Linked DNA regions of Homo sapiens: region 1 is linked to region 2. The links are chromatin loops, found by intact Hi-C in ENCODE. Cell type or tissue: mammary epithelial cell. All regions are shown on one strand. Links, peaks and the distances in the headings refer to the core of each region. The heading gives the core; the rest is flanking DNA. Region 1 overlaps ITGA1 (integrin subunit alpha 1). Region 2 overlaps ITGA2 (integrin subunit alpha 2).

What was found. A loop is a pair of places that touch in the nucleus more often than their neighbours do. Peaks named below come from ENCODE experiments on the same cell type or tissue, not always from the same donor. Only the 100,000 strongest peaks of a DNase experiment are listed, where the experiment ranks them.
Region 1: a loop joins it to region 2, with 13 times the contacts of the local background. A loop is called at or near these places in 105 of 110 quality-filtered maps.

Annotation. Positions count from the first base shown.
Region 1 is chr5:52,946,170-52,950,642 of GRCh38, forward strand. It overlaps ITGA1 (integrin subunit alpha 1), which reads left to right. Exons shown (of 29, transcript NM_181501.2): 28 at 1,176-1,292. It overlaps ITGA2-AS1 (ITGA2 antisense RNA 1), which reads right to left. Exons shown (of 4, transcript NR_186583.1): 3 at 2,656-2,738. Among named protein-coding and RNA genes, the nearest start is that of ITGA2, 41 kb to the right of the region's middle. In mammary epithelial cell, for the core only: a CTCF peak has its summit at 2,510; a DNase peak (open chromatin) is centred at 2,502; H3K27ac peaks cover 1,763 bases.
Region 2 is chr5:53,093,971-53,098,276 of GRCh38, forward strand. It overlaps ITGA2 (integrin subunit alpha 2), which reads left to right. Exons shown (of 30, transcript NM_002203.4): 30 at 1-809. MOCS2 (molybdenum cofactor synthesis 2) reads right to left here. Exons shown (of 7, transcript NM_004531.5): 7 at 1,709-4,306. Among named protein-coding and RNA genes, the nearest start is that of MOCS2, 14 kb to the right of the region's middle. In mammary epithelial cell, for the core only: a CTCF peak has its summit at 2,150 (motif pointing left); no DNase peak of the experiment used is centred there.

The DNA of each region.
Region 1 (4,473 bases), core at 220-4,219, 150 kb before region 2:
AAAGTCACTGATCTTATCTAGATTCCGGTTTCCATATCTGTAAGTTCAGGGAATTGTTTTACATATGTTTAAAATCTGCCTTGCTGGGCTTAGTGGCTCATGTCTGTCATCCCAGCCTACTCGGGAGACTGAGATGGAAGGATCACTTTAGCCCAGGAGTTTGAGATCAGCCTGGGCAAAATAGTGAAACCCCATCTGTGTTTTGTTTTGTTTTGTTTTAAGAAACTGTCATAATGGTCTGATGCTGTATATGTCTACATTCTTGCCAGCTCTGTCACCTACCTGGAGTGATTTGAGAGGTTTTGATTAGTATCATGCATATACAAATCTCTCCCCTGTTAGTTTCTTTTTCTACCCTAATCTTCCCTCTAGGTAAAGAAATTGAGGTGTTACTGTTAAAGGCAAATACAGGGCTTGAACTATTACTAGCCATTGATATCTACCCTAAATTAATTTTTTTCAAATCCCCCAGGGATGAGACACAGAGCAGATAGGTTTCATTGAGGTTTGAGTGCCACCCTGAGAGAGCTTGAGTAGCTGGAACACTAAAAGCGGTCCATTTTACAGCTTTGCTTCAGTTAAAACCTGATTTATACATGTGGACCCAGTGATAAGTCAAGTAGAAGAAACATTGTGGTATAATGAAGAGCACACTGGGAGTGAATACATATGCAAACATTCACTTACCCATACACTTGACATGTATGCATTATACTTTCAATTTATAAACAAAAAATTATGCACACTAGAAATAAAATAAGGAGACTTTCTCAGGTTCTTATGACAACAAACTGCGACATTCCAATCTAAACTAATGCTATTGTGATAATACAGTAGTGTACTAATTAATCTTTAACACACATAATACTTTGGTTCTCCCTGAGTTAAACAGAAATTCACTCCTCCCCTTGAGCATTCCAATCCATTGACATTTAACCCTTTATGTATAAATTTCAGAAGGATAATATTATAAATACCTTTTGGTAATAATAAATTTGACATAGTTAGAGATTTAGACTAGATGAAGAGCATTTTCTAATGTAAATCTAATGTTTTCTCATTATATAGTAACGAGATTAATGCACTGGTAGAGAATTGTAGCCTGCAAGAACTCAATGTTCCAGGAGTTCTAATAGGTGTTTATTATGTTAACAATCTTGTTTAATAATTTTCAGCTTGCTATTCAAATATCCAAAGATGGGCTACCGGGCAGAGTGCCATTATGGGTCATCCTGCTGAGTGCTTTTGCCGGATTGTTGCTGTTAATGCTGCTCATTTTAGCACTGTGGAAGGTAAACACCAAAATTCCTTTGACTCTCTACTTCAATCATCAACAGCAAACTGGAGAAATAAGCTCTGATATATTCAGACTATGTAATATAGTATTATTACAGCAATGAAACAAACGTTGAAATGATGACTAAGGGAAAGAAAAAAGAAAAATGCGTATTTCAAACACTGCACACAACTTGACCCAATTTTTGTAAAGGAAAAAAAACTTATTTTAAGTTAGAAATAGTCAAAAATTCACAAAAGTATCTTTCTAGAGTTTAGTATGATAGGGGACTTTCACATGTGTAACAATTAAAATTTTATAATAAGTATGTATTTCTTTTATAAACAGAGAACAATGAAAACTGTCTTTTATAGAGAAAGAAAAAATGAATTCCTATGTCAATTTAAGGATATATAAGCAGTAGATTCAAGGTTAAAATAAGCCTTGTTTTAATCACATCTCCATGTGTCTTAAATATCAAATAATTCTTTAATGTTTAAATATATATGGCACATTTTATGTAATAAATTGTGTGCCTGAGTGGAGGATAAGGGATCAGCTGATGTAGGGGAGATCTTAAAGTTTCACAGACTCCTATTTCAAATTCTGTGGTAAATGTGAGTAACCACCTATTTTGTGTCAAGTAACTCTGGATATTTATGTAATGTTTTGCTTAGGCTGAAATAGACATGATTTTTAAAACTCTTAGCAGCTGTATAATTTTCACATTAAGTAGAATTGAGATGACAGCTTTTGGGATAAGTTGAATAGAGAATAACATCCCATACAGAGTTGAATGTTTTTTCAATTAAATATCAAATAAGCATTTATTCTAGCATAATATCCCCCTAGATTTTACCTATTGTTTTGTTAAATAGTTAAATTATGTTAAAAATATAGGTTGTGGCTACATATTAATTGTTCTATTACCTGAGCAACATAATTATTTAATCAAATAGTTTAAATAGCAAGTTTCTCTCCCACTGAAATACCAACTGTTCCTATCCTTTCTTACTCTCCTATGACTCACTTCCTCTTTTGAGGGGCTTAGTCTCAGAGGAGATGGTGAACAAAGCCAGATGTAGGTCAGTGGCATTTAATTCAGTAAATAGAATCCATGGCTTTTCTCTAGCAAAGTTCCCCAAACAAAATTCTCCACTATAGCCAATGTCCAGCTCTTCCTTCTACTTTATAAGGGATCAGTGTTCTCTCTGTAATACCTAGCTTTGCCACACTGTGGTACCCAAGGCCTGGCTTATTGGTGTCAAGGTTGTACTTGAAATATAGGAAGTGGTTTCTTCATTTCTATGCACCTCTAATAGAGAGTGTTACTGTTGATTTTTTTCAGCATAGTCTTCTGTTCTCAGCACTGCACTTACCTCTATGGTTTTAGAACACCGCTGGCAGGAGAAGAGGAAAACCAGAGCTGATATTTGGATAGGTTCTTTCAGGCCTTGTACCTCTGTTTCAGACAAACAAATAGGAAATTTCAGTCACCTATTTTTCAGTCAGTAGTCTGAAAAAGCATAAATGTAAAACTAAGCTCATTGTTTCATCCAGATAATGATGTGTTGATACATTCTGACAGCTTCTTAGGTTATTATTAATATTATTATTATTGCAGGCCCAAAAGAAGATCATTTGACAAACTTTGGGCTGTCTTACCCGGTAGAAATAGTTCAGCCACTTCATTGGGAGGCCCAGCAATCAGAACTGTGATTCTAAGGTAGAAGGGAAGAAACTAGCTCTTATCGAATGCTTACTATGTGCAGGGAGCTATTTTAAACATTTCTGCTTTAAGCATTCCCACTTAATACTCATATCAACCTTATGAGGTCGTATGAACCTCCTCTTTTAAGTGAAGAACATAAAATTTAAGTATATTTCCCAAAGACACATAGTGAGATTCAGAGTAAGGATCTGAATTCTGTGCCAAAACCACTGACTATTATCACTCTGTGTTCTCTCTTGCTTCCATTCACTCTGGTGTCCTTGCAACAATCTTTTCGACCAAGTATTTTAACTACATTTTACACCTGAGGACATTAAAGCAAAGGGAGGTAAAGTGACTCTCCCATGATTACTAGCTAGTAAATGACTGGATTCAAGGAATGATCTACAGAGCTCTTTCTTTTTCCAATATATCCTACTGCTGCAGGCTATAGGGTAGGGCTCTTTACTCTGGAGCTCCAGGAGTTGGGTTTTGTTCAAGAGAGTCATGAACTCTCTTAAACACATAATACTGTCTTTGGTTTTGGAATGAGGGTCCCTGGTTGGATTCAGACTTTCGGTAGTTCCATTATATCAAGAAGGCTAATCCCACTTCCCCCTACTTTAAAGTTCTGTTGGAAGCTGCCTGAAGCATGAGTTCAGTTGCAGTAGGTTCAGAAGAGCTACTCTTATCCCAGACATCTTTTTTATTCTAACTAGATCTGGATCAGACACCTCAGGACTATCCCTTCTTCCTTCCTTTCCTGAATCCCACCAGTTTGGAGTTCATTGGAACTCCCAAGTCTGAGTCTCTGTGTAAGAGACAGGCCAAAAGTTTCTCTTAGAGCAGAGATTCACTTTCAAAAGACACAGTCTTTATATCTTTGTCTTCATCATACACATGGCAAAAATTAAAGCTTGACAAAGTGTTAGTAGCTGCTTAATACACTTCATGATTGATGGGAGGAATCTTGTAGGGGACGTAGGTTTAAATAGGTGGAGAAACTTGTCCTGAACTGTGGTACCACATGCCGGGGGAGATGCCAGCACACCAGGAGCCATGAGAGACTCAGAACATTCCTCTCTCCTAACTTGATGTCATAATGATGCCTGAAGTTCCTCAACTGATGATTTATTTATTAATCCTAAAGCTTTATTCTTCATCCAATATACATGTTCTGGGTGGGTGTGGATGGGGACTGGTGTCTCACCACTTTTTAGTCTTTTATACATTAGTATGAATTTATTCATTCAGCAATTATTCCATGTTATATTCATTAAGCACTTACTTTTCTGACAGTTATCACCTCATTAGAGCCTTTGCCATAGGGTTTTGAACAAGGGATCATGAAGCAAACACAGGAAGGAAAAAATGAAAGCCAGTGCTGCAAAGAAAGTGTTGGGGCTGAAAACAAACTCTATTGGTTTCAAATTTGGGCTAGGATTGGCCCAGTCCATCTTGAAGCTATAAACTATTTTCTCCTAAT
Region 2 (4,306 bases), core at 1-4,000:
CTGTGAAGAGTAAAACTAAAGCCAATTTATTATAGTCACACAAGTGATTATACTAAAAATTATTATAAAGGTTATAATTTTATAATGTATTTACCTGTCCTGATATATAGCTATAACCCAATATATGAAAATCTCAAAAATTAAGACATCATCATACAGAAGGCAGGATTCCTTAAACTGAGATCCCTGATCCATCTTTAATATTTCAATTTGCACACATAAAACAATGCCCTTTTGTGTACATTCAGGCATACCCATTTTAATCAATTTGAAAGGTTAATTTAAACCTCTAGAGGTGAATGAGAAACATGGGGGAAAAGTATGAAATAGGTGAAAATCTTAACTATTTCTTTGAACTCTAAAGACTGAAACTGTAGCCATTATGTAAATAAAGTTTCATATGTACCTGTTTATTTTGGCAGATTAAGTCAAAATATGAATGTATATATTGCATAACTATGTTAGAATTGTATATATTTTAAAGAAATTGTCTTGGATATTTTCCTTTATACATAATAGATAAGTCTTTTTTCAAATGTGGTGTTTGATGTTTTTGATTAAATGTGTTTTGCCTCTTTCCACAAAAACTGTAAAAATAAATGCATGTTTGTACAAAAAGTTGCAGAATTCATTTGATTTATGAGAAACAAAAATTAAATTGTAGTCAACAGTTAGTAGTTTTTCTCATATCCAAGTATAACAAACAGAAAAGTTTCATTATTGTAACCCACTTTTTTCATACCACATTATTGAATATTGTTACAATTGTTTTGAAAATAAAGCCATTTTCTTTGGGCTTTTATAAGTTATATATTTTACTATTTTTATCTTATACATTCACTTTGCTCACATCCAAGACTCAATTTAAGAAGACTGAGGCTATAATTAATTTGCCATAAGTGTCCAGTCTATGTTTCTAGCAGTGACCACAAGGATCTTCTTTTGTAAGACTCTTAAACTGCCTTCGAAGTTTTGAGACAGTGTAAAGCATTGCTCCTCAAAGTGTGGCCCAGGGACAGATGGTGCTGCATCACCTGGAGCCTGTTAAAAAACACAGATCTCAGGGGCCACTCAAAACTATTCAAGTCAAATTGTAAGTTCTACAGCATCCCCAGGTGATTCATATTGCATTGAAGTTGAGAAGCACTGCTCTAAAGCTTACCTTTTGAAATAAAATGTGTGCTTGGAATAGAGAGGGAAAAAAAATCAGCCAAACTGCTGCAACATGCAAAAGCAGAGTCATCTGCACAGTTTAAAAAAAATCATAATAAGCAGGAAGGTTTAAATATTTTTAAAGAGTAAATATGCTGAAATAAATATGCTGTAAGTTATAAAGTAAGTACACGTTGGGCTCACAGACTGCCATCGCTGTACAGATGGCAGAGTAATGCAAAGACAGGGTGGAAAGTGTGTGTGTGCTGCCATAAATAGCGATGCACCAGCATCTCCATTCATGTCTGCGGCGCTCTCTCACATGCCTCCCTGCCCATCGCAGTTGTGCTGAGCCGTCTCAGGAGGGCAGCTCACTGCAGCACAACCATCAATAAGTGTGTCTGCTATATATCTCACATTAAAATACAATCTTGGAGAGCTGAATGTGGGAATTGCAGCTACTTGGGAGGCTGAGGCAGGGAGGATCCTTTGAACCCAGGAGTTCAAGGCCGGCAACATGAGACCCCCCCCCTCCCAGCTCTTAAAAAATAAAATGTTAGAGAAAGAGAGCACTAAGTTTTATTTCTTTGTTTTTCACAGAGCAGGTTAGGAAATGCTGTACAGGTTAGGAAGACCTGTATTAAAGCAATCATTTATATCCCATAGTTAACTGGAAAATAATTTTATACTTACTTTTTAAAAAGTACTTCTTTTTATTTATTCTACATCACTTGTTAAAAACTACAAATTGCATTTTCAAAAACTCCTTCCTGATCCTATCATAATCTTTTAATATTTTTAAGGTGTCAATTAAAGATTGGACATCATCTTACATAAAATCAGGGCCTAATTTTCATTTCGGAACCACTACAGCCTGACTTTAAAGAAAATGGCTACTAAACTGAACTTTTGGTTCTATGCAAAATTAAATCTAAGTAAGACTCAAGTTGCTAAGAGCAACTTTACTATAACTTTTACTATGGCTCTGGCTCTACTGCCCTCTGCTGGATGATCCACCGAACTACATCACACAAATCATTCTTGAGAGATCTTCACTGTACCAGGTGCTCAGTAACTGTGTAAGATGTCTAAATCACTTATTTCTCAAAAAAGGCTGAAAATATATTGTGACTCTATACATCATATCCAAAGGACAAAAATGTCCACAAAATAAGTCACTCATTGAATATCTGCTGTTACTTTCATTCAAAGATGATAAAAATCAATTTCATTTTACCACCTGTTCAAAAATACTTGAAACATAAATAATTTGAATTTCCTATTTCTTAAGTGAACTTACCTAGCAATCATGCAAAGTCACGGCTTTAAAGTGACCAAGAAACACTGCAGGCAATCTGATTAAAGGCTAATTATTTTTTTTAGATTACTCTTCTAGTTACTTGAAGCTAAGTTACAGAGATGATAGAAAAGCTACATATCAGAGTGACAGTAGCCCCTTAATATCTGAACCACCAATTAACTCTGCCACTCCTAAGTAAGCAAGGGTCAGTAAAGATCCTATCTAAGTCAAGTGCAATGCACTAAAATCTTTCAAGGCCATTCCATCCCAGTTCTGGCATGCCCCAGGTTAACTCCTTAACCTCTCTGTTGGAGACTTTAAAAGCATAACAGTCTCAGTTCCAAACTTAGAATAAAGCCTACTTAATGAAGGCATGATTCTTTTAAAACATAAAGAATGTTCTATGTTCTTTAAAAACATCATTACCCTCAATAAGGAACTTCTAAAGAAATATCTAAGTAGGAAAGTCTTGAAATCCACATATACCTATCAACATTGCATATGACATAACATCCATTTAACAACCTATGTCCAAAATCCTAGAAATGTCCAGTGACCCAGTAACCCCATGATAATGTGCTTTTAGATATAATGCAACAGCCAACACCCACCCCTTCTCTCCAATGGGGACAGGCGGAAGCTCGATGGCAAGCCAGAGTGACACTGAACTGTGAAGGTAAGGCTGAGACCAAACAGGCAACCCGAACCCGGCAGAGGAAGTAGGCGGAGGGTTTGTCTGCCCTTCCAGTATCCTTCTGGCCCAATCTCTCCAGACGGACTAATGAACAAGCATCAACTGATGTAACCAGGTGATTCCTAAAGTCAGTGTGGCTGTCCTATGGGTCCCAGCCACAGATAAGATGCAGAGTGTTCCTCAAGGTATTTTAGGTTGGCAGAAAAAGATCACTGGGTGGGTGCCTGGCACAAAACAGGCATTCAATAAATATTTGTTGAATAAATGGGTTCCTTAGGTAAAAGATGTTTTCACTACATATAACAAATAGGATTACTACGTTTCTTATTTGTCCCAGACATAAGAAAAAAATCCTTCAATCTAAGTGTCTGAAAGTATAGCTTTTGTTCTTAATATGCATAATGCAAATTTTGTGATGATGCCGACTGCCCAAATTTTGCCTGTATTTTATTATTTTATGAGCTATGTGTTTACCTGAAATTTGCTGAGAGTAGACCTTAAATATTCTCACCACACAGAAGAGGGGACTATGTGAGCTGAGGAATATGTTAATTAGTTGGATTATGGTAATCACCTCACAATGTATATGTGTATCAAAAATCACATTGTATACTTTAAATACATACAATTTTTGTCAAGTATACCTAAATAAAGCTGGAAAAAAAAATTTAAGAACTATATGGGACTTATATGTACAAGTCTATCAAAATACTATAAAGCTTAACCAGTTAAAAATTGGGGCATTGTTTACCTAAACATTTCAACACAAACCACCTTGTTGCTAGTTAGCTTTATGACAATTTTGTGCTGATTTGTATATTGATACAAAATTAACAACTAATAAAAAACAACAAAAAGTTTTCTGGTAAGATTATAGATTCTGAAATCCCAGAAATCTCCATAATGAGAACTATTTTAGGCAATTTAAAAAAAAAGAAAATACTCTTTTTAAACTTTTGAAATCATGGGTTTTAGTTTATTATTTTTAATATATTTCTGAAAATGTATAATATCAAGACTGTCTGATAATGCTTTTTTAATACTTTCCAGTTCTGCCAACATTCCTGTCATGCATCCTTAATAACAATGCTCTCCCAGAACCGGGATGGGGGGCGGTGAGGTGGGGTTGGTGGGGGAGTACGTTTCTGAGCTAGTTAAAG